3 separate regions of the Homo sapiens genome follow, and regions 1 and 2 are each linked to region 3. Evidence: chromatin loops called from intact Hi-C (ENCODE). Cell type or tissue: B cell. All regions are shown on one strand. Region 1 overlaps NARS2 (asparaginyl-tRNA synthetase 2, mitochondrial). Region 2 overlaps NARS2 (asparaginyl-tRNA synthetase 2, mitochondrial). Region 3 holds the start of NARS2-AS1 (NARS2 antisense RNA 1).

Region 1 (8,000 bases), 95 kb after region 3:
TCTTGGCTCACTGCAAGCTCTGCCTCCCGGGGTTCACGCCATTCTCCTGCCTCAGCCTCCCAAGTAGCTGGGACTACAGGCGCCCGCCACCACGCCCGGCTAATTTTTTGTATTTTTTAGTAGAGACAGAGTTTCACCGTGTTAGCCGGGATGGTCTTGATCTCCTGACCTCGTGATCTGCCCGCCTCAGCCTCCCAGAGTGCTGGGATTACAGGCATGAGCCACCGCACCTGGCCAGCTTGTCCTACATTTTTATCTTATCTGTGTTCTTTATTTACTCTCAATTATGATTGGCAGACTTCTATAAGGACATAAAGACAAACTCTGAGCCAGGGAAAGGATGAAGTTGGGGAAAGAAAACTAGTCAGATAGCATTTAGAATAAGCACATTTCACTTCCTCAGATTCTCTTCTATGTAAGGGTCTTGATTTAGCTATTTGAATAACTTTATTCTAACTTGCTGTTTGAGAACTGGGAAACAAATCTGTAAACACATAGAGAATGTTTTGGAGATGGGAAGTAAGGAATCATGTTTCAATTGAACCGCCACTCCTACATATACATTTATATGCCATAATGACTTCCTAAACTAACCATACCTGTTTTCCATGATTCCTACTTTAGTAAAAGTACTGCCAGACTTAAAAAAAAAAAAAGAAAGACTTTACCATGTCTGTATGCTTCATTCTCTCCAGATAGTACTGGGTTTCATAGTAATCTGGAAAAGCCATAATTGTTTAAAAATATTCTGTTAGCCATTTGTGAGGCCTTCTTTTCCTAATGGGGAAATGCTTTAAAAGTTGATGCTTTTTCAAGGTCTCAACCTATATGTAAATCTCCTGGGTAACTTAGTTTTGTTATCCCACTCATCTGAACTGCTCTACTGGGTTAGGATCCAAAAGAAAGGGGATGGATAAATAGGTTTGAGGAAGACTGTATTCGTTAGACGACTAACTCCTTACTACTATTACAGCATTAAAAAAGTCCTGAGAAAGTTGTGGAATTGAAGGTCAGACTCTAGTTGAAAAAATCTGAGTATTCTCTATGTTTTTTAAAAAGCACAATAAAAATCACACATGGCAAGAAACCTCATCTGTTGAAAGATTAATTGGTCTGTTTTCTTTGCTTGCTTCCTTCCTCCAGGAAACCTTTCCTCGTAACATTAAATGTTTACCTAATACCTGATAATAGCCACATCTGTCTTTCGTAATGAAGTGGATATATATGATTCCCTATTTCAGGGATCTGTCTATGGCTGCTCTTCATGTTTTCTGTATTTTTGTATATTTGAATTTTTCATATTCCTGGTCACATTAGATGCACTGTGGTCCAAAACACATTTTTTAAAGGGCTGAGTTGAATTTCAATTACCACTAAGAATTTAAAATTTTATTAATAGTTCTCAAACAAGAATCAATGTGCAACCATATTATGAAGGCAGCCTCAGAATCTATATTATTGTTTTAATGTTGAAGAATGAAAGTTATATCTCTGTGTCCCTTGTCTGTGTGTGCCTCCCAACAACCTTAACTAGTAATAATAGTGCTTTTCTTTTCTTTTTTTTTTTTTGAGATGGAGTCTCACTCTGTTGTCCAGACTGGCGTGCAGTGGCATGATCTTGGTTCACTGCAACTTCTGCCTCCTAGGTTCAAGCAATCCTTCTACCTCAGCTTCCCGAGTAGCTGGGACTACAGGCACACACCACCACACCCAGCTAATTTTTGTATTTTTAGTAGAGATGGGGTTTCACCATGTTGGCCAGGCTTGTCTGGAATCCTGATCTCAAGTGATCCACCCACCTTGGCCTCCCAAAGTGCTGGGATTACAGGCAGGAGCCGCTGCACCCTGCCTAATAATAGTGCTTTTCTTATGTCACAGGATAATAAACTCATCTCAGGTGAATCCCTTCCTTTGGACTCTGGATCATATTTTCTTTCTATAACATTTATTGTGTAAACCATTTATTTGATAACACCTTGTGCTATTGGTTAAGTTACTGTATGGTTTCAGCTCCTCAACTATATTGAGTATTACTTGAGAGCAGAGGCTTTGTCGTCTACTTCTTCATAAAGAGTTCTTTGCACACACCCAGAATAAATGTCTAGTGGTTAATATTTATCTTATTGCCGTTCCCTGAAAGAATTTTATTTTCCTTTAAACAGATCGGGACTTACAGAAGTCTACCAATGGTAAGAATGTGGCCCCTAATAATTCTTACTCTAGCTGCTTGTCTGACTGTTGCCTAGAAGCGTTTTTACTTGTATCCCCAAGACCCCATGAAAGAGTGTTAAAAACAATGAACTTAACTGTTCTTAGGTCAGGGAAGGGGTTGGGGGCTCAGAAGATTACTTACTTCCTTTGGGTTCTTGAAAAATAGTAATAATAGCTCTCATTTACTTACTGCTTATTGTGTGCCAGATAATTATGTTAAAAATTTTATGTATATTGGCTGGGCGCAGTGGCTCACGCCTGTAATCCCAGCACTTTGGGAGGCCAAGGCAGGTGGATCACCTGAGGTCAGGAGTTGGAGACCAGCCTGGCCAGCATGGTGAAACCCCATCTCTACTAAAAATAAAAAAATTAGCCGGGTATGGTGGCAGGCACCTGTAATCCCACCTACTTGGGAGGCTGAGGCAGGAGAATCGCTTGAACCTGGGAGGCAGAGGTTGCAGTGAGCTGAGATCACGCCATTGCACTCCAGCTTGGGGGACAAGAGCGAGACTTCGTCTCAAAAAAAAAAAAATTATATTATGTCATGTAATCATCCTACCACCCTGTGAATTAGGTACTATTATCCTGACCCTTCTTATTACTCCCTAGGCATGAGGCCCAGAGATGTTAACTAACTTAGCCAAGGTCACACAGTTTGAGGGATAGAGATGGGGCTTGATCTCTCTGAATCAAAATGCTTGGCTCGGCCGGGCATGGTGGCTCACGCCTGTAATCCCAGCACTTTGGGAGGCCTGGGTGGGTGGATCACTTGAGGTCAGGAGTTCCAGATGAGCCTGGCCAACATGGTGAAACCCTGTCTCTACTAAAAATACAAATACTAGCTGGGCATGGTGGCGTGTGCCTGTAATCCTAGCTATTTGGGAGGCTGAGGCAGGAGAATTGCTTGAACCTGGGAGGCGGAGGTTACAATGAGCCAAGATCGTGCCACTGCGCTCCAGCCTGGTGACAGAGCGAGACTCCGTCTCAAAAAATAAATTAATTAATTTAAAAAAATCCTTTGCTCTTAAGCATTATGCTGCAATTTCTTTATGTGTGAAATTAGGGGCTTGAGCTAAGTGATCCCTAATGCCCCCACGAACTATAGAAATCCAAGCTGCTTAGGGAGGACCACGTGTCTGTACTTATACATTCACTTCCTCAAAGTTGTTTTGGTTTTCCTTATGCAGACTTTTTCTTCAAGTACTTTTCAATATATATACATTTTTTATTTATATTTCTATATTAGCACTCCTTCAGGATCTTGGTATAATAATACCAACAATATTATTAATCCTTGTGCTGTGCTCAGGAAGAGGAAGGGGCAAGTTACCTACACCCTCGCCTTTTGGTATGGAAGGAGATAGGTTTCAGAGATGCAAAAAAATCTAAAATTGGCTTCAGGTGATGGCCTTTGAATGCCTTATATTAACCAGTAATGACCTTAGGCATATTTAATCTCTCCGAGTCTTGTTTTTTTGGCTATAAAATGGAATGATACTATCTCCTTCACAGAGTTATTGTGCGGATGAAATGAAACAATACAGGTTAAGTATCTACATAGAGTGGAAGCTTAGTAAATGCTAGTTTCCTACCCCCTTTCTTTTCTTTGTTCTGAGTCTTGCTATTAGGTAGATAAGCCTGATGATTGAGCAAGCTTATGTATTTTATAGTTTGTAAAAACTAGCCTTAAAAAAAGCTAAACCACTAGCCTTAAAAAAAAGCCAAAGCCACCGTGGGTGCGGTGGCTCACGGCTGTAATCCCAGCACTTTGGGAGGCCAAGGCAGGTGGATCACTTGAGGTCAGGAGTTCGAGACCAGCCTGACCAACATGGTAAAACCCCATCTCTACCAAAAATAACAAACATTAGCCCAGCGTGGTGACAGGTGCCTGTATTCCCAGCTACTCCGGAGGCTGAGGCAGGAGAATCGCTTGAACCTGGGAGATGGATGTTTCAGTGAGCCAAGATCACGCCATTGCATTCCAGCCTGGGCAGCAAGAGCAAAAGTCCATCTCAAAAAAAAAAGCTAAATACAGACTGCACCCCAGCCTGGGCAATAGAGTGAGACTCCATCTCAAAAAAAAAAAAATTGGTTAAATAAGTTTAGGCCTTGAAAGTCTTTATTAATCATTCTTTTCCCAACTAAAGTTTTCAGATCCTTAAGATCTCCTTGAATTTGCTTCCTTCTATATTAGTATATTAAAGGTAAAAGAGACCTTAGACATCTTCATATCTGTGATGTCTGCTAGTGTTCCACCATACGGTGAGAAGCCACCCCAGATGGCTAAGAATTTACTCACTTCCTATTTCTGTACCCCATATGCAAATTAAATCTGTAACTAGTTCCACAAATTTCGTAGCATCTCTTCCATAATCTCGCTACCCTGGAACCAATTTAACAACAATCAAACAAATACATATACATTAGAAAATTTTTTTCTTAGAAATGGATTTTTTCATCTATCAAAGCAAAGGCAAGAAAAATGCTACAGACTGAACCCCTCTGCTGACAGTTTGCAGATATTCATGCCAGTGTTTCAATATCAATGTATGAGAAATTTAGACCCATCTAAAACTATTGCTGGACTTTGTAGCAGCCAGGTCAGGTCCTGTAGGCATCTGTGACAGGTAGTTTGGTGTGCTGTTCATTTCATCACTGAGTCAAAGTGTACTCTTTCCCGCTGCCTCGTAAACTTTAAAGTTAATTTAGCAACTAAACATTTCAGTTATTCAAGACTGAATAACTGAATGTGCCTCCCATTATTTCTTATAGTTATTACTAATCTGAAGTTTTATACTAGATATCCCTGTAATGTTGGTCTCTTACCTGATTACAACTCATCTGTTTGGAGTTAATCTTTTCCTTTAAAAAGATAAGTGCTTAGACTTAACTCCTTGCAATACCAGTATATGTAGCCATTATTATTAATGGTGGGGAAATAGGTTGATGGACAGTCTTTATGACTGAGGAACCAAGTGGCTACAAGTTATGTTGCTTACGTCTTATTATAGAACTGATTTTACAAATCATTCAAGAAAATATAAACTTGCTTGGTTTTTGTCTTTTTTTTTTTTTCTTTCTTTTTTTTTTTTTTGATACAGAATCTCACTCTGTCACCCAGGCTGGAGTGCAGTGGCTCCATCTCTGCTCACTGCAACCTCCACTTCCCAGGTTCAAGCGACTCCTCTGCCTCAGCCTCCTGAGTAGCTGGGATTACAGACGGGCGCCACTACGCCTGGCTAATTTTCCTATTTTTAGTAGAGACGGGGTATCACCACTTTGGCAGTGCTGGCCTTGAACTCCTGAGCTAGTGATCCGCCCACCTCGGCCTCCCAAAGTGCTGGAATTACAGGCATGAGCCACCACACCCGGCCGATAAACTTGTTTTAATCAATATTATATAACTCAAGAATTTCCCCACAAAATGACATAATAAAATATTTATAGTTGCCCTTTTCCTCTTTTCTTCCTAAAACTTTTTCCAGTGCTGGTGTGTTAGAATCTGAGTTTCAGTCATGTCTGTGCCATTGTCTTGCCATGTGGTCTTTAGTGGGAAAAGAATGTGCGTGGATGGGTTTCAGAGGCTGTCTAGCATGTCAGCTAAATGACTCTGGGCATCTTCACTAGGCCTAAGGCAGAGAATTAAAGGTTTCTCCTCACTCCAGCATTCAAGCATATATTTTTGTGCCTTCAAACAAAACTTCATGTAATTAACACCTACTCTAGAGCTCCCTGGTGATAAAAAGTTGAATGAAGCACAGTTCCTGCCCTGTTGTAGCTTATAATCTAATCTATAGGATATCTTTTCATAATGTAACAGGCAAAACTCTGCACTCTCCTCTGTGTATTGAACAATATGATTTTGGGAAGGAAAAGAAAACATTGTGATTAACCTACCAAGAAATAAAAGAGGCGTATATTTTCAAGAAAATTAGTAAATCTATAGAAAATTTTCTGTAGCCTCCTGAGGCAAGTTTTCTGTCATAAATGCATAAATATAATAGCTTAAAAAGGAAAAGGGACCAAAGCCCATGACTGTATGACAGGATCCACTGCTGTTTCTCTGGGTAACCTTGGATAGATTATTCAGCTTCTTCCTTTCCATTGTCTGTCTGTGGAGGGGAAAGACTGGTCTATCACAGTGAGGTAAACAATAACAAATGATTGCAAAATACGTTTGAAACATTAAATTCTAATCATAACATCTGGTCTTATACTATATATAGATGATGATTTTCTATTTTTGAAAAACAGGTATCTGGACCTTCGTCGATTTGGATCTGTGCCACATGGAGGTTTTGGGATGGGATTTGAACGCTACCTGCAGTGCATCTTGGGTGTTGACAATATCAAAGATGTTATCCCTTTCCCAAGGTTTCCTCATTCATGCCTTTTATAGCTGGAAGATTGGTTAAGGAAAAGCACCCCCCATGGCAGAGACACTGCACATGATTGTGCATACAGCAGAATGCATGTTTGGATTTTAGAAATGCAGATTTCAATATGTAATTGTTGTGCCATAAGATATCATAGAAAAAATATAAGTGGTTGTGATTTTCTTAGAAAGTTGAGGGTATTTCACGTAAGGATGAGCTCCCGCAAGAAGAGGTACTTATAGCAAGGGGACTCTCAAATCCATTACCTCAATTAAGAAATGAAGAAATTGAATTAGTCTCAAAGTTTCTTTTAAACTCTAAAACAGAATGAGATAATGTATTTTACGTTGTCTATAATCATTAAATCACTCCCTGTGTAATTTGTGAGAACCATCTAGTAGCTCGAAATAAAATAATGTTGCATCTTTTCTCCCTTGCCATATACTTTGTGATAAATCCTTATCTCATTTTCAGTACTTCATTAAACATTGCAGAAAAAAATATTCCTTAAGGTCTTAATTGATTTAAAGAAGTAGCTATTCTGAATTGAAATCTCCTTTCATTGAACTGGATGAAAAAATCATGTTTAATAACTGTTGCTTTTCAATTTTCAAAGCTGTTGAGATATTACATTAAGTATTTCAACTCTTTAATCACTGTTGTTATAATTTGTTTATATTTGATGTTTATAATTTGTCTAATAAAATAGATTTTTTTAATAGACACCTATGGAAAAAAAGTTATATATTTTTTAATTTCATTTGGTCCTTTCCCAGTAAAATTTGGAAGAAAGGTATTTTCAATCCAAGATGAGGATGGGAGTTTGGCTGAGCCTAAAGGATGGGTAATTCTAGAGTTAAAAGTAGTGTGGTCAGCTGGGCATGGTGGCTCACGCCTGTAATTCCAGCACTTTGGGAGGGTGAGGCGGGCGGATCACTTGAGGTCAGTAGTTCCAGACCAGTCTGGACAACATGGTGAAACCCCATCTCTACTAAAAATACAAAAATTAGCCAGGCGTGGTGGCAGGCGCCTATAATCCCAGCTACTTGGGAGGCTGAGGCAGGAGAATCACTTGAACCCGGGAGCCGAGGTTACGGTAAGCAAAGAACGGGCCACTGCCCTCCAGCCTGGGAGACAGAGGGAGACTCCATCTCAGAAAAAAAAAAAAAAAAAAAAAAAGTACTGTGGTCTATGAGAGTGAGAAGAGCATTGATTGGGGAGTTTAGAACCTGACAATTCTAGCACTTTAGACAGGCTGCTTACTGTGTAGGAGCTCAACATCATTTTCTTCAGAGTTGATAAAATAATTACATGTGTGTTTGTGTGTGCGTGTGCGTGTGCACACACACACATGCATATGTTTAAAACTGAAATGCTACAAAAACTTTTTTAAAACTCTTGTTTTAGTCTTTG
Region 2 (8,000 bases), 69 kb after region 3:
TAGTATTTTGTGTGTATGTATATATGTGTGTGTGAAAATGCTTCCTTCTTGTCTTTAGCTTACTGTGTTAAGAATCTTTCAAAATCATCTTAATTCTCTTATTAGCAAAATATGGCATTTGCTCATTTGTACACAGACTTAAGATTTTGATGTTTGCTGAATCTTGTTGAGATACTTAAAACGGAATTAATTAAGAATAAAAATAAATTTTATCATTTGGAATAGCAGTGACTAAAGGGTTATAAAGGAGTCTCCCACGTTTAGGAAGATGAAAATTCTAAAAAAGAAAGATAATCATAGACTATTACTGTAGAGACCAGGTGTTGGGGCTCACGCCTATAATTCCAGCACTTTGGGAGGCCAAGGCAGGCAGATTGCTTGAGCCCCAAAGTTCAAGACCAGCCTGGGCAATACAGTGAGACCCTGTCTCTACCCAAAAAAAAAAAAAAAAAAGTGAATTTTTAAAAAAAGAATATTACTGTAAAAGTCAACTAGTTCTGTGTTTTCCAAAATATATTCTGAATGACATTAAAAGATGACCAGGCTGGGTGCGGTGGCTCACACCTGTAATCCCAGTACTTTGGGAGGCTGAGGCGGGTGGATCACAAGGTCAGGAGATCGAGACCATCCTGGCTAACATGGTGAAACCCCGTCTCTACTAAAAATACAAAAAATTAGCTGGGTGAGGTGGCGGGCGCCTGTAGTCCCAGCTACTCAGGAGGCTGAGGCAGGAGAATGGCATGAACCCGGGGGGCAGAGTCTGCAGTGAGCAGAGATCACCACTGCATTCCAGCCTCGGCAACAGCGAGACTCCATCTCAAAAAAAAAAAAAAAGATGACCAACAAAAGAAGTTATATTATCAAATAAGTTTAGGCAACATAACTAAACAGGTGTGTTTTTCTTTTTCTTTTTTTTCTTTTTTTTTTTTTTTTTTCAGATTTAGTGCTTGCAGAAGCAGGTTTGTTTTTCAGTTGAACTTTACGGAGCCTTTTAGTTTATGAGCCACTCTGGAAAATACTGGGGTTTTTTTGTTTGTTTTGCTTTTAAAGAACTTTATATTTAAGAGATGGAGGTCTCGTTATGATGCCTGAGCTCATCTTGAACTCCTAGGCTCAAGGGATCCGCCACTTCAGCCTGCCAAGTAACTGGGACTAGAGGAGCATGCCTCAGTACCCAGCCAAGAATTCTTTTTTTTTTTTTTTTTTCAATACTTACTTGATAAACAAAGATTGTATAGGCCGGGTGTGGTAGTTCACACCTGTAATCCCAACACTTTAAGAGGCCAAGGTAGGATTGCTTGAGCCCAGGAGTTTAAAATTGCAGTGAGCCATGATCGACTACAGCCCTCCAGCCTAGGTGACAGAGAAAGACCTTGTCTCGAAGAACAACAACAAAAGAAGATTGTATATATTCAGGGTATACGACATGATGATTTGATACATGTATACATTGTGTAACAGATTATCATAATCAAATTAGTTAACACATCTGTCATTACCCACACTGTACATTAGATCCCCAGAACTTGTTCATCTTATAACTGAAAGTGTATACACTTTGACAAATATCACCTCATTTGCCCCATTCCCAGACCCCTGACAACCACTGTACAACTCTCTCTTTCTGTGAAGGAACTCCTTTGTTTATTTTTTATTGTATTTAATTAATTAATTAATTTATTTATTTATTTATTTATTTATTTTTTGAAAGACAAGATCTCTCTGTGTTGCCGAGGCTGGAGTGCAGTGGTGCAAACATGGCTCACTGCAGATTCCACCTCCCAGGCTCTCATCATTCCTCCCAACTCAGTCTCCCAACTATCTGGGACTACAGGTGCGTGCCACCAGGTCTGGCTGATTTTTTTATTTTTTGTAGAGACAGGGTTATGTTGCCTAGGCTAGTCTCGGGCTTCTGTGCTCAAGCACTCCTCGGCTTCCCAAGGTGCTGGGATTAAAGGCATGAGCCACCATGCCTGGCCAGAGCTTTTTTATTTTATTGGCAATGATATAGGTCCAGAGAGACCACATGGTCTGTCAATGGACATATGTATAATGTTGGAGGCAAAACTCTTTTCCTATTCCAGTTATTTTTTCCTGTAACTAAGATACTGCCAAACAAGTGGTAGTAATAAGATAATGTTAACCTTTGTGTTTAAACTATTCCTTGTACCGGTTCAATCCCAATTAAGTCAGATCTTTATGTATTACAAAAGTAACCTCTGTTTGTTATATTTATGATCAATTCTTTGTGTAAGTTTTCATTTCTTTTTCTCCTAACCCTGGAAGCTTCATGAAGTCAGGGATTATAACTTTTTCTTACCACTATATCCAGTATATCATATGGTACCTGGAATTTAATAGGCACATTAGTATTTGCTTAATAAATATATTGAACAGAGTTAATAAATATTCATCAAAGAGCATCTCATACATGAGTTGACTCTTTTTATTTAAAAAGAAGTCACCGGCCATCACTGTGGCTCACACCTGTAATCCCAGCACTTTGGGAGGCCAAGGTGGGCAGATCACGAAATCAGGAGTTCAAGACCAGCCTGGCCAACGTAGTGAAACCCCATCTCTACTGAAAATACAAAAAAAATAGCCGGGCATGGTGGCGGGCACCTGAAGTCCCAGTTACTTGGGAGGCTGAGGCAGGAGAATCACTTGAACCCGGGAGACAGAGGTTGCAGTGAGCCGAGATTGCACCACTGCACTCTAGCCTGGGCGACACAGCCAGACTCTGTCTCAAAAAAAACAAAAGTCACCAAGAGAAGTCATTTAGCCAAAGATAGGCTCAATATTAGGAATATTATCTTCTATCATTTAATTTCCTGAGACTTAGGAACAATAACGTGGAAGAAGCTGTAGGCACTATTAAAAATTGTGATTCTGAAGTCAGGTTTTTTTTTTTATCTCCTTGTAAAGTAGACTTTGTTTTCCTGCAGGTGCTGTATTGTCTGCTCCTGGGGGGTGGGGGTGGGGGAGCAATGGGGACACAGTAAGCATAGTGTCTATCTACTGGCCTCAGCTTTCATCTTTCCAGGCCTGTAGGTGTTCTTGTTAACAAATATCTCTCTCTTGTTTAGTCAGCTGTGTAACCTTAGCAGCTAGCTCCACACATGGAGCCTCAGGAAGATGAAGCCCTTAGAATTGATGCAGGTTATTTTCAGCTGCTTAATTGTATATTTCACCTCTGTCTCCTCTTTTGGTCATTTCTTTCTTCTCATTACAGTGGGGTGCTGACCTACGGACTGAACATGAAAAGTACCTGGTGAAGCACTGTGGCAACATACCTGTCTTCGTTATTAATTATCCATTAACACTCAAGCCTTTCTACATGAGGGATAATGAAGATGGCCCTCAGCACACGGTAAGAAGAGATACTAAATAAATTGGGGTTAGTCCTCTTAGGTTGGGTTTTTCATTTAGCCTTTGTGATCTTTTCTTAAATGTCATCTATCACTCTATCTCTTAAAATGATAATGTTTTTCAAAGACATCTCTTAAAAATTTTTCCCAAAGAAGATCCCAGTGTTCTATAAACGTACTTCCTCATTTCTGTCACAAGGTCTTCTTCTTAGTTTAGCAGGTGCAAATCTAGGTTTTCTTTGTTTCGTTTTGTTATGTTTCATTTTGTTTTGTTTTGTTTTGTAATGACTGAGAGGAAGTGGCCTAGAACACTGTATGGCTATACCAAGCTTGTTAGTCTGTGGTGAAGTACTGGTTAGGAGACTCCTAGGAGGGAAGGCATACTGGGCAAGAGATGAGAGCAGTGGCACTGAGAGGTGACAGCGTGCTGGTAGCCCTCACAGCCCTCTCTCGCTCTCGGCGCCTCCTCGGCCTTGGCGCCCACTTTGGCGGCACTTGAGGAGCCCTTCAGCCTGCCACTGCACTGTGGGAGCCCCTTTCTGGGCTGGCCAAGGCCGGAGCCGGCTCCCTCAGCTTGTGGGGTGGTGTGGAGGGAGAGGCATGGGCGGGAACCAGGGCTGCCTGCGGTGCTTGCGGGCCAGTGCGAGTTCCAGGTGGGTGTGGGCTCGGCGGGCCCCACCTGCTCCGGGCAGTGAGGGGCTTAGCACCTGGGCCAGCAGCAGCTGTGCTCAATTTCCTGCCAGGCCTTAGCTGCCTTCCCGTGGGGCAGGGCTCGGGACCTGCAGCCCCCCATGCCTGAGCCTCCCCACCCCTCCGTGGGCTCCTGTGTCGCTGAAGCCTCCCTGACGAGCGCCGCCCCCTGCTCCACGGCGCCCAGTCCCATTGACCACCCAAGGGCTGAGGAGTGCAGGCGCATGGCGCGGGACTGGCAGGCAGGTCCACCTGCAGCCCCAGTGTGGGATCCACTGGGTGAAGCCAGCTGGGCTCCTGAGTCTGGTGGGGACGTGGAGAACCTTTATGTCTAGCTAAGAGATTGTAAATACACCAATCGGCACTCTGTATCTAGCTCAAGGTTTGTAAACACACCAAACAGCACCCTCTGTCTAGCTCAGGGTTTGTGAATGCACCAGTGGACACTCTGTTTCTAGCTACTCTGATGGGGACTTGGAGAACCTTTATGTCTAGCTAAGGGATTGTAAATACACCAATCAGCACTCTATCTAGCTCAAGGTTTGAAAACACACCAATCAGCACCCTGTGTCTAGCTCAGGGTTGTGAATGCACCAGTGGACACTGTCTAGCTACTCTGGTGGGGACTTGGAGAACCTTTGTGTGGACACTCTGTATCTAGCTAATCTGGTGGGGACGTGGAGAACCTTTGTGTCTAGCTCAGGGACTGTAAATGTACCAATCAGCGCCCTGTCAAAACAGACCACTCTGCTCTACCAATCAGCAGGATGTGGGTGGGGCCAGATAAGAGAATAAAAGCAGGCTGCCCGAGCCAGCAGTAGCAACCCGCTCGGGTCCCCTTCCACACTGTGGAAGTTTTGTTCTTTCGCTCTTTGCAATAAATCTTGCTCCTGCTCACTCTTTGGGTCCACACTGCCTTTATGAGCTGTAACACTCACCGCGAAGATCTGCAGCTTCACTCCTGAAGCCAGCGAGCCCACGAGCCCACCGGGAGGAATGAAGAACTCCAGACACGCCGCCTAAAGAGCTGTTAACACTCACCGCGAAGGTCTGCAGCTTCACTCCTGAGCCAGCCAGACCACGAACCCACCAGAAGGAAGAAACTCCAAACACATCCGAACATCAGAAGGAACAAACTCCGGACGCGCCGCCTTTAAGAACTGTAACACTCACCGTGAGGGTCCGCGGCTTCATTGTTGAAGTCAGTGAGACCAAGAACCCACCAATTCCGGACACTGCACAATCAGGCAAAGGAAAAGCTGGCTTGGCAGAGCAGGAGGAGGCTTAGACTGCTTTGGTTTGGACTATCAAATAGAAATAGTGAGGGGAGGGCTATGAAGGGATACAGGCAGTCTAGGCAGATTTTCCCTGTCTCAGCTCTTGTCTGACCGTCTCTTCTCTGTCTGCCTGTTTTGTCTCTCTCATCCCTTTACCGTTTCTTGTCCTGTGGTTTTTTTTTTTTTTTTTTTTTTTTGACCTTAACTATAGTTGTCTTTTTTTTGAGATAGAATTTCACTCTTGTCACCCAGGCTGGGGTGCAATGGCGTGATCTCAGCTCACTGCAACCTCTGCCTCCCAGGTTCAAGTGATTTTCCTGCCTCAGCCTCCCAAGTAGCTGGGATTATAGGCGTGTGCCGCCACACCCATCAGATTTTTGTATTTTTAGTAGAGACAGGGTTTCACCATGTTGGCCAGGCTGGTCTTTAACTCCTGACCTCAGGTAGTCTGCCCTCCTCAGCCTCCCAAAGTGCTTGGATTACAGGCGTGAGCCACTGCACCTGGCCTGCCTTTTTTATTCTTTTGGTTTTTACAAAATTAGCTATAACATGGCCAGGTATAGTGGCTCACGTTTGTAATCCTAGCACTTTGGTAGTCCAAGGTGGGAAAATTGCTTGAGACCAGGAATTCAAGACCAGCCTGTTGAACATAGGAAGACCCTATCTCAACAAAAAATAAATTAGCCAGGTGTAGTGGTGTGCACCTGTAGTCTATCTACTCAAGAGGCTGAGGTGAGAGAATTACTGGAGCCTAGGAACTCGAGGCTTCAGTGAGCCATAATGGTGTCACTGTGCTCCAGCCTGGGCGACAGAGGGAGCCCCCTATGTGAAAAACAAATAATTAAATTTTAAAGTTGGCAATAATATAAAGTAAGAATATATTTTACTTTTCTAAATATTTATTGAATAGTTATATATGTAATATTATTAGTTGTAAAAGTCTATGAGACAGATTATATTGATTTCAAAATAGGCCCAAAAACTACACTTTACTGTCTGATGCTTTTCACTTATTTGTGGATAAATATACAAAAATGTAGATTAGGGCCCACTAGTAAACAGAATGTCCCTGTCAGGTATACAGGGTTATCTGTTTGACTGTATTTCCTGTTTTTTCATTTTGTATTAATACAGCTGTATTAGCCACCGTTTACTAGATGCTTAGGAATCAAGCACTACCATCTCATCTCTAAATCCAGAAACAACTTTGCTTAGAAGCTTGTTTCCCCATTTTATAAATGAAAAACTGGAGTGCAGAGATAGATTGCATTTCCAAAGCTACGTAGATAGTAAGTAGTTAGTATTCACTCCTGATTCTCTTTAGCTTTAAAGTGTATTTTTAAAATATATGTATTTTTTTCTAGACTGCAGACTGTTTTATAAAGTCTGTGTTTTTTTCCACTTCTTCCAACTGCCTAAAAATCACAAATAATATAAAATTACTTTTTAGCCATTTATTTTACTCATCCTCACCTTTCACACAAAATCATCCAAAACTAGTGAGCAACATAATTGATGTATGATTCTTATATTCTCTTTTTTCTACCAACCCTCTAGTGTAATTGGCCCCCAGGTTGCCAGCAAAAAGGAGACATTAGGACCTAGATTATCTAGTCCTACATAATTTAGTATTGAGCCTATATTACAAAACAGAAGACTGTATCTGTTGGCTTTTTTTCATCACTCCAGCCCATTCCAATTCCAGCTCCCCCTCCAACACACACACCATGTATTTTTCTCATTTAATTTCCCTAGATTAAGCATCTTTCAGTCACTCAATTTTGTACTTAAGTACTTTGCTTAAGAATTTTCTTCTCTATAAAGATTTTTCTGGGTTACCCAGCTACTTTGAGCCTTCCTTTTTTGGATTTTTGTTGCGAATTAGCGAAACTATAGCATTGTGTCTATATTCTGTAATCTCTTAATGAGTTTTGCTTTCTTTCTTTTCTTTTTTTTAAAAGACGGAATCTTGCTCTGTCTTCCAGGCTGGAGTGCAATGGCACGATCTTGGCTCATTGCACCCTCTGTCTCCCGGGTTCAAGCAATTCTCCTGCCTCAGCCTCCCGAGTAGCTGGGACTACAGACGCATGCCACCACACCCGGCTAATTTTTTTTTTTTTTTTTTTTGTAGTGGGTACGGGATTTCACAGTGTTGCCCAGGCTGGTCTCAAACTGAGCTCAGGCAGTCCATCCGCCTCAGCCTCCTAAAGTGTTTGGATTACAGGCATGAAAGTTTGCTTTCCTAAACAAAACTGAACAACTTTAGGATGGGTATTGAATTTTTTTTTTTTTTTTTTTTTTTTTTTTTACCAGCACAGCATCTCCCACTCATTCTATACTCCTACTTCTTTGTAGTTTCCACCCCTATCACACCGTTGAAGTAGCTCTTGTTAGGATCAGTAATGATCTTCATGTTATTAAATCCAGCAGACTTTTAAGTCTTTATTTTACTTGGCCGGTCAGTGCTAATCAGCACTATTAATGACTTTTTTATTCTTATAACCCTCTACTCCCTTGACTTCTGTGACATCACATTATCCCTGTTTTTCTCCTTTCTCAGCATTTATTCTTTCTTAGTCTCCTGTACAGATTTATCCATTTCTATCTATTCATCAGGTGTTGGAATTCCTCAAGGCCCAGTCCTTGGTGGTCTTTATTTTCCTCA
Region 3 (8,000 bases):
CTGTTGCCAAGGCTGCAGTGCAGTGGTGCAATCACGGCTTGCTGCCGCCTTGAACTTCTGTGCTCAAGCAATCCTTCCTCAGCCTCCTCAGTAGCTGGAACTACAGGCACGTGCCTCCATGCACAGCTAATTTTTAAATTGCATTTTTAGACATGGACCTCTCACTATGTTGCCCAGGGCTGGTCTCAAACTGCTGGACTCGAGCAGTTCTCCCACCTTGGCCTCCCAAAGTGCTGGGATTATAGTTGTGAGCCACTATACCTGGCCCCTCAAATTACTGGTTTTATCATCTAATTCTGAAACTTCTAGACACATTTTCAAACTGTTAAAATCCTGTTTCTGAGTCTCATCTTAGCAATAAAGAAGCTAGAGTAAAGATCAAGTTGTACCCTACATGAATACAAGCCACCTCTTCAGCTTCCTGGTACTATCTGTACTCTGTCTGAGGACTTTATCTCCCTCTTGGTCACATTTGCCGAGATTGATAGAAATGAATCCAGGCACTCATTCATTCATTTGTATCCACATGCACATTTTTTTGTATCGTGACTTAACACACACACACACTCTCTCTGCATCTCTCCATCCATATATGGTCATGTGTCGCTTAACGATGGAGATACTTTCTGAGAAATGCACCCTTAGGTGATTTCATCATTGTGCAACCATCATAGAGTGTACTTACGCAAACCGAGATGGTATAGCCTACCACACACCTAGGCTGTATGGTCTAGTCTCTTGTTCTTTAGGTACAAACCTATTCAGTATGTTGCTGTACTGAATACCCTAGGCAACTGTAATAAAATGGCAAGTATTTGTATATCTAAACATACATAACATAGAAATTGTACGATAAAAATACAGTATAAAAGGTTTTTTTCTTTTAATGGTACACCTGTATAGGGCACTTACCATGAATGGACATTGCAAGACTGGAAGCTGCTCTGGATGAGTCAGTAAGTGAATTATAAGTGAGTAGGAAGGCCTAGGACATTACTGCAAACTTTGCAAACCTATGTACTTAAGCTACACTAAATTTATTTTTTAAAATGTCTTCAGTAATAGATTAATTATTAATACTAGATTATCTTAGCGTACTCTAACTTTTTTACTTTATAAACTTAATTTTTTAAAATATTTTTACTCTTTCATAATACTTAAAACACGTTGTATGAGTACAAAAATATTTTCTTTCATTATTCTATAAGCTTTTTTCTATTAGAGATTTCTTTTTTACTGTTTATACATTTTTGTTAAAAACTAAGACACAAAAATACATTAGCCTAGGCCTATACGGGGGCAGCATCATTAATACAGAGGTGGAATCGCTGTCTTCCACCTCTGTATCTTGTCCTACTGAAAGGTCTTCAGGGGCAGTAACACACATGGAGCTGTCATCTCCTATGATGGCAATGCCTTCTTCTAGAATACCTCCTGAAAGACTTGCCTGAGCTTGTTTTACAGTTAACTTCTTTTTTTAATAAGTAGGAGTACACTCTAAAGTAATGATAAAAAGTATAGTATAATAAATATGTAAATCAGTAACATAGTTGTTTATTATCATTATATGACTGGAAGTGCAGTAGGTTTGTTTACAACAGCATCACCACAAATACGTGAGTAATGCCATGCTCTGTGACATCACTAGGAAATAGGAATTTTTCAGCTCTATTATAATCTTATGGATGCGTCATATCTACAGTCCATTGTTGAACAAAATGTCAGTATGTAGTACATGACTATATTTTATCTGTATTATTCATCATATAGAGTACTGTGGCTGCTCTGTGAATATAGTTATTGTATGTATTTCTTTAAGGGAAAATGAGTTCTGAGATGCAAAATAACCAAGTTAAAAATGAACTTGCTGGGCTCGGTGGCTCACACCTGTAATCCCAGCACTTTGAGAGGCTGAGGTGGGTGGATCACCTGAGGTCAGGAGTTTGAGACCAGCCTGACCAACATGGAGAAACCCCGTCTCTACTAAAAATACAAAATTAGCAAGGCGTGGTGGTGCATGCCTGTAATCCCAGCTACTTGGGAGGCTCACTTGAACCTGGCGGGGCAGAGGTTGTGGTGAGCTGAGATCGTGCCATTGCACTCCAGCCTCGGCAATAAGAGTGAAACTCTGTCTCACAAAAAAAAAAAAGAGCTTTCTGGATCTCTGAATGTTATATTTCTGCTGTATCTTAAAAGCAAACAAAATAATTAAAAATAAAGGAAAAATTAAAATCTTTGTTGCAATATCAAAACACAATAATGACAAAAATAAATAAGAAGTGTGAGACAATGAGATAAAGTATTTTTGCTGGTTTATGTTCAGAAATATTTTTTATAATGAATAAGAATTCTGATTTTGAGATTTTATCTCAATGTGCAGTACTTTAAAAAATGTTTTTTATATTCTTTTATATTGTACCATTTCTCTCAAGGATTTGAAAGAAATATATTGAAGATGGGATCAAAGTAGATGAATTTATGTACCATTGTTTCAAGAATCGGAAGTGACGACTTAGGTGCTGGAAACAACAGAAATTACCACAGCATTACTATGCAGAGATTCCTTGGCGGGGGAAAACACCCATATATTCACATCACACTATCTGCCACAATGTACAAAAAAATTCTGCAGTTTATTTCTGGTTGATACAGTTATATGGCTACCCAGTTAACTGGTTCTACTTATTAAAAAGTTCAGCTTTGCCTCACTGATTTGATATAATACTTTTATATGTGAAAGTCTGTGTTTAGGCTTTCAGTTATATCCCACAGGTTTACTTGTGTACCACTAATATACTGTATTAATTTAGAGGCTTTATACTATGTTTTAACGTTTGGTTATTCAAACATTTCTTTTATTGCTGTATTCCTTGGATTACATTATTCCTTAATTCCCAAGGATTAACACAAATGGAGGTTTTTTTCCATGCTCTTTCCATTGAGAAATTTGTGTCCTCGCTCAGATTTAGGTATCTCCCATATTTCCAGGTCCTACTTCAATTCGTTTTTCAATTGAAGAAATATTTACTGAGTAACTGCTATTCCCAGGTAATAGGCTAGATGCAGGATCCAGTAATAAGAGAGACCGTGTCCCTTAGGAGCCCCAATATTTCTTAATTTGATGAGATAACACTGTGAAACAAAAGGTATTTAGTATGAATCTTTGATCTTAAGAGGTTTGAGAATTTGTGAATGTATCTGGAGGAGGTTACACTGACAAAGTTCTGATTTATTCACTCATTATCAGTCAGTCAGCAGCCTAAAGGAACTTACAGAACATTCCCCATGTTTCTTACTTTTTAGGTGTACCAACATTCCAAGAAATTCTGGCTCATAGATTCCTAAAAAAAATAACTGCTACTCAGTGTAATGGCTGAAGGTAGTAGTGTATGAACCATGTGATCCGTAGAAAATGATGCACAAAGCACACTAAAAAGCCAGTCAGTACCACTATGTACCTATTGAGCGGCCAACATCCATAACACTGACAACACCAAATGCTGACAAGGATGTGGAGCAGCAGATTTAACAGCCACTTTGCAGTATAGTTTGGCAGTTTCTTGCAAAACTAGATATACTCCAACCATAAGAACCAGCAGTTCTGCTCCTTGGTATTTACCCAAAGGAGTGGAAAACTTATATCCACACAAAAACGTGCACATGGATGTTTACAAAGCAGCTTTATTCATAATTGCCAAAACTTGGAAGCAACCAAGATGCCTTTTATTAGGTAAATGGAGAAATAAACTGTATCTGTTACATCCAGACAGTAAAATATTATTCAGCACTGAAAAAAAATGAGCTATCAAGCTATGAAAATACCTGGAGAAACTTTAAATGCAAATTACTAAGTCAAAGAGACCAATCTGAAAAGGCTACATATTGTATGATTTAAACTGTGTGACATTCTGGAAAAGACAAAACTATGGAGAAAGTAAAAAGATCATGGTTTCCAGGGGTTAGGGGAAAGGGAGGGATAACTAGGTGGAGCACATATTTTTAGGGCAGTGAAACTATTCTGTATGATACTGTAGTGGTGGATACATGTCAGTATGTATTTGTCCAAATCCTGTGGGACTGTTACATGTTATGAGTGATATGCTCTGACACTCCTGGGAGACTCCTTGGTTGCCTAAGGTGCCTTTCAGCCAGGAGGTACAGTTCCCCTTGTCTTTGGGACTTTTCTTGTGCTCATAAAGTCTTTTATAAACTTTGGTCACTCAAAAGGAAATTTTAAATGTGCCAAATTGAATGGAGCTTTAGATCTGGCCAGTTTAAGAAAATTTGCCTAAGCTGTAGACATTCACTTCCTCTTTTCAAAGAGAAACTGCTTTCTCCATGATAAAATTTCAAATGAGAGAAAAGGTTACAAACTGTAGTGAATAAGACAAGCAAGACTTTTTAATCTCAGAGAAAAGTGAAAAAATCACAAATATACACAAATAATGGAATAAGAGAATAACAAACTAAACGCCTACCTTAAAGTAGTGCTTCAATTCCAGTCTCATCAGTTGTTGAATCAGGTTCCATAAAGTCTGAATCTCAGTCAAGCCAGGGAGATTCAACCTTGAGAGTAGTCTGACCAAGGGCTTCTGCAGTCTTCAGCGAGGTCAGTTGGATGCAACGGTCCATGCTGGTGCTGGGGCTCCAGCTGTTGGCAAAACAGCAGGAGTCAATGAAGGCCTAATTTGGGTCCCATCTGGTTCACCAAAATGTCACCCTGAAATAATCAAGAGGCCCAGAATCCAATTTTAAAAGAGTTTGTTCAAGTGCAAAATTTGAGACTGGCCACCCAGAAAAAACAAGACTCCAGAGTAGTTGGGTCATTGCTGAGAAGTGGAGAAGCTGAGGCTTCACTTATATAAGTAGAAGCAAAGAAGTTTACAAGTATTACCACATTTTTAATACAATGCTGATTTATGAGTTACAGCAGTTTGATTGGTTACAGCTTATTCTTTTTCAGGAAAGATATATTTAAAATTGCATCCCTATCAATTTGGTAGTCATGGGGCCTTTCGCCATCTGGTCTGAGCTGGGTACATGAAAAAGGAAGGATGTTAATCTATAACAAAGAATTAGTAACTAAGAGGTAAGGGGCACCATTTAATCTTTCACAACGTTTTACAGGGCAAGAAAAATAAGAAAGAAGGTTAATCTGTAATAGGAAGAAACAAAAGTTGTAGTGACTTGCCCGTATGAGCTAGGTCTTACAATCAATCACATTTTATTCAAGGCTCAGAGTAATTTAAAGTTTCAGCAGCTTTCATTTAAATTATTTTCACATTAGCCATTTGAGTCTTCATTTCTGTATATCTTCTTTCTCATTTGGGGAGCAGATTATTTTCTCTTTTTTTGTTTTCTTGGCAGGAGTTCCTTATATATTCTGTCCATTAATCACTTGGCGGTTTTAGATGTTGCAAATATTTCATTCATAATCTGTCATTTGTCTGTTAACTTTGCCTATATCTTCCTTTATTAAATAGAAATTCTTAATTTTAACATATATAAATTCATCAGTTTTTCCTTTTATCGTTGGCAATTTGGAGCTTTTGTTAAAGAAATCCTTCCCCACTGATAAAGTCACAAAGTTGGGTGTTTAATTCATATATTGTATTGTTTCTTTATCACTACCATAAGTACGTAAGATTACAAATTTAAGATTACAATCCTAAATCTTAAATTTGCAATCCTAGGTTGGTAGTTTTTGAAGCTACTAAGATTCAATAATTACTTTCAAGAATTGAGGTGAAATTTATGTCATAAAATTAAGCATTTTAAAAGGTACATTTCAGTGGCATTTAGTACATTCATAGTATTTTACAACTGCCACCTCTGTTAAGTTCCAAACATTTTTACCACCCCAGAAGAAAACCCTGTGCCCATTTAGTAGTTACATCCCATTTTCCCCTCTACACAAACCATGACTCTCATCCATCTGTCTCTATGGATTTACCTATTCTGTATGTTTCATATAAATGTAATCATACATAGCCTTTTAAGTCTGTCTTCTTTCACTTAGCATGTTTTCATTGTTCATCTATGTTTTAACATACATAAGTACATGCTAAAACATTTAATTTTAATATATAGGTATATACATTCCTTATGGCTGAATGATATTCCATTCTATGTATATATCATATTTTGTTTATTCATTTTTCCATTGATGGATATTTAGGTGGTTTTACCTTTTGGCTGTTGTGAATGGTGCTATTTTGAACAGTTGTGTGCAAGTGTTTGTTTATGTACCTCATTTTAATTCTTTTTGGTATGTACCTAGGAATGGAATTACTGTGCCATTTAGTAACTCAATTTTAACTTTTTAAGGAACCACCAAACTTTTTTCCCTAGTAACCGCAACCCCTTATTGTACATTTCTAGTTTCGTTCCATAGTTATCAAAGAAGATACCTTGTGTGATTTTAGTTTTTTAAGATTTATTGAGACTGTTTTATGGCCTATTATATGGTCTACTCTGGAGAATGGTCCCTGTGCACTTGAAAAAAACGTATATTCTGCTGCTGTTGGGTGGAGTCTACCATTTTTAATTTGCCTTTTTTTTGGCTCAGCATTTGCTTGATTGCTATAAACCTTTAACTCTCTTCGAGAGTTCCCACAATTGATTCTGACAGTTTTGTTCATTTTTTTTCTTTTATTTTTCTGTGGCAGGACAGTCCTTTGGAGCTACCTATCCTGCCATATTTGCTGATATCACTTTTTGTAATTACTTTTTACAACCAATATTTTATATACCCTCTTTAATATTCTGAGATAAAATATATAGGTGATAATACAAAGGGAAGTTTAAAAAATCAGTATAATACTTTAATTGTAATATAAAAGAAAAGTAATTTATAGTAAGGTAGTATCAGTTTGTTACGTAAACGCTAACATGACATTGGAAAGCATAATGAAGTAGTGGTATGTTTTAAATAAGTTGAATTAAAGAAATGTAAGAAAAATCAGAAATCATTCTGTACAAGTGCTGATAAATGAAAATCTAAAATCTAGTCATAGGCCGGGCACGGTGGCTCATGCCTGTAATCTCAGCACTTTGGGAGGCTGAGGCCGGCAGATCACTTGAGGTCAGGAGACCATCCTGGCCAACATGGTGAAACCCCATCTCTACTAAAAATACAAAAATTAGCTGGGCATGTTGGCCAATGCCTGTAATCCCAGCTACTGGCAGGCTGAGGCAGGAGAATCACTTGAACCTGGGAGGTGGAGGTTGCAGTGAGTCAAGATCGCGCCACTGCACTTCAGCCTGGGCGACAGTGTGAGACTCTGTCTCAAAAATAAATAAATAAATCTTATTATTAAGACCAGACTTTTTTTTTATATAAATACAAGAAATGAGAGAAACCATCTGAAGTGAAGTTAAATTAGTACAAATTATAGACTAAAGTGGTGAAGGAAAGGAGAAAGTATGGTAGTCTTATAAATTTGTTGGACCTCATTTCGGAAAGCAATTCTTTAGTAAATAATGAAGAAATATCAGAGAACAGATCTTTTATTTTAAAATCTTAACATATATCAGATCAAGTATTTAGTCTTGAGTACTAAATATCTTTGGAAGCAATACCCTTTCATTGATAATGAGATTTAAAGATGGACTTTTTCATAAAAAAGGCATTCATCGATCTCTGACTAGTATCAAAGTAAGTTTGAAAAAAAAAGGCAGTTATTATAAAAATAAAAGATTCAACTGATAATTTTTACAGTACATTTTTTATTTATCCACAGATACCGATACATGATATGCAGTATTTTTAGAACAACCAATGAAATTAAATAACTTTATTTCCTGTGTTGCCATAATTTAATATTTGGTACTAAGCCTGTTAAAAGAGTCTTACATTCTCCATTACATATTTTAAATTGGCTATATTGCTTTTACAGTGACTACACCTTTACACTAAAACATTTTCAAATAAGTGCACAGTTTAAAATACAAGAAGCTGGGCTCAGGGACTCATGCCTATAAATCCCAGCACTTTGGGA

Evidence for each region. Hi-C counts contacts between places; a loop is a spot of excess contacts. Peaks named below come from ENCODE experiments on the same cell type or tissue, not always from the same donor. Only the 100,000 strongest peaks of a DNase experiment are listed, where the experiment ranks them.
Region 1: it touches region 3 in a loop (2.0-fold over the local background); 2 of 110 quality-filtered maps call a loop at or near these places.
Region 2: a loop joins it to region 3, with 4 times the contacts of the local background. A loop is called at or near these places in 4 of 110 quality-filtered maps.

What each region holds. Positions count from the first base shown.
Region 1 is chr11:78,435,280-78,443,279 of GRCh38, reverse strand. It overlaps NARS2 (asparaginyl-tRNA synthetase 2, mitochondrial), which reads left to right. Exons shown (of 14, transcript NM_024678.6): 13 at 2,163-2,189; 14 at 6,466-7,312. The coding sequence ends at 6,610. Among named protein-coding and RNA genes, the nearest start is that of LINC02728, 9.4 kb to the right of the region's middle. In B cell, no CTCF peak of the experiment used is centred here; a DNase peak (open chromatin) is centred at 4,509; H3K27ac peaks cover 1,181 bases.
Region 2 is chr11:78,461,246-78,469,245 of GRCh38, reverse strand. It overlaps NARS2 (asparaginyl-tRNA synthetase 2, mitochondrial), which reads left to right. Exons shown (of 14, transcript NM_024678.6): 11 at 3,233-3,370. Among named protein-coding and RNA genes, the nearest start is that of LINC02728, 35 kb to the right of the region's middle. RefSeq lists a silencer at 1,753-1,920 and enhancers at 3,147-3,206, 3,317-3,556, 3,727-3,776. In B cell, no CTCF peak of the experiment used is centred here; a DNase peak (open chromatin) is centred at 3,735; H3K4me3 peaks cover 598 bases; H3K27ac peaks cover 2,647 bases.
Region 3 is chr11:78,529,782-78,537,781 of GRCh38, reverse strand. The region is part of intron 5 of NARS2 (asparaginyl-tRNA synthetase 2, mitochondrial); the gene reads left to right. NARS2-AS1 (NARS2 antisense RNA 1) reads right to left here and starts at 4,606. Exons shown (of 4, transcript NR_120566.1): 1 at 4,479-4,606. In B cell, no CTCF peak of the experiment used is centred here; DNase peaks (open chromatin) are centred at 2,541 and 4,241; H3K4me3 peaks cover 1,055 bases; H3K27ac peaks cover 3,397 bases.